Regions from separate parts of the Homo sapiens genome. Here region 1 is linked to region 2. The links are chromatin loops, found by intact Hi-C in ENCODE. Cell type or tissue: OCI-LY7. All regions are shown on one strand.

Region 1 (2,500 bases), 340 kb after region 2:
CAGTAGGCCAGTCAGAAAATTAATAGGCAGATCCAGGAACTGAAAGAGGGCATTGATGCGATCCTACTTATCTCTGATGGCCTGGAAAGCTGTGCATATGCACAAAGCTGCACACTTGCTCAGAGAGCCTGCAGAAAGCCTTAGTAAGCTACTTATTTCTGCTGAGCATGAGGCCTTACAACACAAAAATTAAGATTTGGGCCAGACTGGTAAATAGGCTGACTGCTGATTCATTCCCCAAATCATTTATGGATCCATCATAAAAGCAGAAGGCAGTGATTTAGGGGTTCTAAGTGTTTAGATACAATCTCTAGCCAATCTTTAACTGAGCACTCAACTATTTTGATTTCAGGGGTGGTCCCTAGAAAGCTAGGCTTATATAAGTGGTAAGGGTGGTGGCAAACTCAATGGAGTAGAGACAACAGCAGCCACACATTATGAGGGAAACATGCTGCACAGAACCATTCCAGTAAGAAACTAAAGTAATAAACCCAAAACAAGCAAAAACAAAAAACAAAAAAGAAACAACCATTAACTCTAGGTATGTGTGAGGGAAGAGATGGGGAAATCAGATTATACAGTTGCTACAATATATTATCTAAAATGTTCAGTTTTCAGCAAAAATATTAGGCATGCAAAAAATTAAAATTTTACCATTCCAAAAGGAAAAAAAAGTCAATAGATACTATCTCTGAGGGAGCCTACATGATGGACTCAACAGAAAAAGACTTCAAATCAGCTGTTATAAACACATTCAAAGATCCCCTTCCGAAAAAGTTTGGAGATTTAATGGGAAGCATGATGTCATAATTCATCAAATAGAGAATAGCAATAAAAGGGTAGAAATTCTTAAATAGAACCAATTGGACATTCTGAAATCTGAAAGTACAGTAACAAATAAAAAATTCACTAGAGAACCTCACCAGGAGATTTGAACGGCAGAAGAAAGAATCAGTGCATTTCAACACAGATTGATCCAGGTTGTAAATCTGAAGAACAGGGGGAAAAAATGAAGAAAATAAACAGAACATAACAGACCTGTAGCACACCTCAAATATAACAAACACACACATAATGGAGATTCCAAGAAGAGGAGAAAAAGGTTCTGAAAAAGTATTTGAAGAAATAATGGTAAAAACCTCCCCCAATTTAATGAAAAACATTAATCTAAACTTCCAAAATTATCAAATAATTCTAAGTAGGATAAACACAAAGAGATCCACATCTACACATTTCATATATAACTGTTGAAAGGCAAAGAAAAAGAGGAGATCTAGAAAGTATCAAGGGTAAAAATGACTCACTATGTACAAGGCACCCAAAATAAGATGAACAGCCAACTTCCAATCAGAAATAATGGAAGGCAGAAGACAGTGGGAGGATGTCTTCAAGTGCTCAAAGAAACAAATAGATGTCAACCAAAATTTCTGTATCTAGCAAAAATATTCCTCAAAATGAAGGCAAAATTAAGAAATCCCCTATTAAAGACTGAAAGAATTCACTGTTAGCACACCTGCTTTACAAAACATAAAGTTCATTAGGATTAAACAAAATGACAACAGACCTTAATTCAAATCCACATGAAGAAAAATAAACATTGTTAAAGGTAACTATGTAGGTAACTATAGGAGGCTATATAATTTTTGTCTTTTCTTGTCTCTAACGATTTAAAAAAGAGCTACATAAATCAGTACTTGTAAAATTGTGTTGTAGGACATATAATATAGAAAGATTAATATATATAATAATAGTAGCACAAAGAAAGAGAGAAAGAATATAGTTATGTGTGCCAAAGAAATGCTACCAAGCCATAAATCAATTCCACATTTAAAAAATGAAGAGTAATGGAAACAGTAAGCATATAGGTTTTTATATGTTGAAAGAAATCATACATACATTTTTCTATTTTCTTGTCTTTGTCTTAACTTCTTTAAGCATAGGTTATACAAAGCAATAATTACAATACTGCATTGTTGGGTATATAAGATATATAGATGTATGTGATAATAATAGCTATAAAAGATGGTGACATGGATCTATAGTGAAGCAAAGTTTGTGCATACTACTGCACAGACTTTAATACAAAGTCATTATTAAACTGACAAAGTTTAATACAAAGTCAGTATTAAACTAAAATAGACTGTGTTAAGGTAGAATGCATGTATAAACCCTAACCCATTCAGAAAAAAATATTTTCATAGAGCAAAAATGAACTAAGTAATAAAAATGATACACTAAAACACACCTATTTAGTTACAAAAGAAGCAGTAAAGGAAAATCAACTGAACAAAAAAAGATGAAAATCAAAATGGAGACATAAATCCAATCAAATCAATAATAATATTAACTATAAATAAATTTAAAATTCAAAAAAAAGAGATTGTTAGACTGGATTTTTTTCAAAAGAGACCCAATGATATGCTTTCTAAAAGCGATACATTTTACATACAAATGCAAAAATAAGTTTAAAAAAGATTGAAAAACAGTATGTGAACAATAA
Region 2 (2,500 bases):
AAGGAGACAGGTGTCCTGTGTGCCCACTTGAGAACAGTCCTCACTGCGATGGAGAAGATGGGGATGAGGCAAGTGATTTTTTTTTCCCCCAAAGTGCATCCAATTGCCCTGGCTCTTCTGTAAAAAGTTCACCTTGAACACTAAATTTCAAAAGTAGTAAAAACATTTAAAAAAGTAACAACTGCGAACACTTTAACACACCAGGCATTGAGAGCTTTATGTGTATATCCCATTCAATCCTCACAATCTGAAGAGCTAGGTACTCCCGTTATCCTTATTTTACAGATTAAAACCTGAGATACAGAATGGTTAAGGAAACTGCTCAAGGTCACACAGTTAGAGGAAAAGTCAGGATTCAAATTCAGGCAGGCTGGCTCCACAGCTAACACATGAACTCACATATTCCCCATAAAACAGTCTCCCCAAGAAGACACTATATTAGAAAGTGAACATGTGCAAAGAAAAGACCAAAGTGACTTATTCTGAACTATGTAGGAGTCAAAACATGAAGAAGAAAACAAAAAAGACCATCTGCTCCGATGGCTCTATGACTCCGAATAAACTCTTTCTGCAACATTTGCTAAGCATACATTTCCTAAGCACCTCTATCTCCAGGTACCATGTTAAGCTGAGAGGTACTAAAGTGTGTGAGAAACAGACTCTGAGAAACCCAGTCTAGTGTTGTTGCTCATATGGTGCCTCTATTCTGGAGATCCTAGAGAGCTATACCCTCACTGGCATTTGCTTTGGCCTCTTCAGACATTAAAAAACAGCTTTACCTAAAGAACACACCTGGGGGGTCAGGGCACACTGTGGGAGGAGCGCCCTTAGTGCAGTTCCCAGGTCCATGGAAAACAATCACCAGGAAGTGCTTTGAACGAAAATGAGTTGATGAACCCTCAAGCTAACACTCAGGCCTCCCTACGCCATTGCTGCTGGCCATTTTGGGGCTTCTGCCGGCACTGTGTACTGCCCAGAGAGTGGAATGAGCCCAATTAAAAAGTCACATGTGTTCCCTGGCTTTAAAAGTGACACACTGGTTTTCTGTCACTATCTCTTGGAATCACTGATGCTGGAGCTGTGAGGGATAACTAGAGATCATTTAATTCAACCTCCTTTATTTAATGGATCAGAAAAGCAGGGCCCCCAAAAGGTTAAGTGGCTTGCCCAAGGACAAAGAGCCAGAGAGTGGCAGAACCAGGATAGGACCCAGGTCTGGGCACTCTCAATGGAAATTTTTTTTGATGACCCCATACTGCTGTCCATGGAATGGATGCAGTACTCTGAAATCAGTAAATTCAATCAAGTCAAATGTATGTTTTGAAAAAAGTCAAGAATGAAGAAATAGAGTTTGAAGAACATTCAACATTCATGAGGTGTGCCCATTTCAGGTCACTGGAGACATTTCTCTGGTGCAAAGGTTTTCCTAATAAAGGGTTTCATTGGCCAGTTGGATCGAGACATGAACACACTGATATTTTGCTTCTAGCAATACCTTAAACCCCCAGTTAGGCAAGTATAAAAAACGGCAATGGCCTTGAGAGTGCAGCATGGTTTATACATGGCATACACATCTTTGAGGATTTGGAGAAATCTACAAGGGATCCAATGCTTTTCCACCTATTGACATTTACAAAGCAGTTTAAATCATGCATGAGAGGCCTCAGGCACATGCAGTTCACAAAACATAACTCTGAGCTCCCAGGGAATTTAAGCTGACCAACACTCTTTATTAGAACCGACAGTGAAAGACAGCTATTGCGAAATTCGTACCAGAAATGCAATACCAAGATGACAGCCTTAATGCCAGTGGATATATTATGTAGATTACCTGACTCAAATCTTTCTTGTTAAATAAGTTTCATGCATTCTTTTTTTCTCCTCAAGAATATCCTTCTGGCTTCACTGGAGGAGTATTCCTTAAGTTCCTTGATCATTCATCTGTTTTTCAATATTTTGGACATGCTAACTTAGCATGAAAGATCAGATAGAGATATTTAAACAGTGGGAAACAGTTAAACCTTTAAATGAACAACAGACCTGAACCACAGATTAAATATTTCAATGCTATTTTTTTGTATAATGTTCCAATATTTAATAGTTTTTAAAAAGAAACATTTTCCTAAGGCCGATCCATTCCAGATACTCAATTCCCATGTAATCTAAGATTATACACATATAAAAATGTAATTATACATTAAAGATACTTTCATCTGCATGCTTTTACAGGACAGGAATTTCAAGGAAATAAGTTCCCAGTAGAAGCTGGCCAGGGACAAAAGACAAGAAATACACCTTTCCTCTCCCATCTTCATAGAAATTGAAATACAATGTAAATGTTTTAAATTCTGCTTGACTAGGAGACAGAAGGAAGAGGTCAACATGACTAAGACCAGAAAAGGAAGTCTGTTGGTAATTTGGCACTGGTGACAATTGGCCAAAGGCAAATTTGGCAGAGGCTGAATTAGAGTGAAAGTGCTATTATTTGGAGGTTTCTTGG

What was found. Hi-C counts contacts between places; a loop is a spot of excess contacts. Peaks named below come from ENCODE experiments on the same cell type or tissue, not always from the same donor. Only the 100,000 strongest peaks of a DNase experiment are listed, where the experiment ranks them.
Region 1: a loop joins it to region 2, with 4 times the contacts of the local background. A loop is called at or near these places in 1 of 110 quality-filtered maps.

The regions. Positions count from the first base shown.
Region 1 is chr7:70,228,266-70,230,765 of GRCh38, reverse strand. All of the region lies in intron 4 of AUTS2 (activator of transcription and developmental regulator AUTS2), which reads right to left. Among named protein-coding and RNA genes, the nearest start is that of AUTS2, 630 kb to the right of the region's middle. In OCI-LY7, no CTCF peak of the experiment used is centred here; a DNase peak (open chromatin) is centred at 1,345.
Region 2 is chr7:70,566,122-70,568,621 of GRCh38, reverse strand. The region is part of intron 5 of AUTS2 (activator of transcription and developmental regulator AUTS2); the gene reads right to left. It overlaps LOC124901669 (a long non-coding RNA gene), which reads right to left. Exons shown (of 2, transcript XR_007060376.1): 1 at 1-2,500. Among named protein-coding and RNA genes, the nearest start is that of GALNT17, 560 kb to the left of the region's middle. In OCI-LY7, no CTCF peak of the experiment used is centred here; no DNase peak of the experiment used is centred here.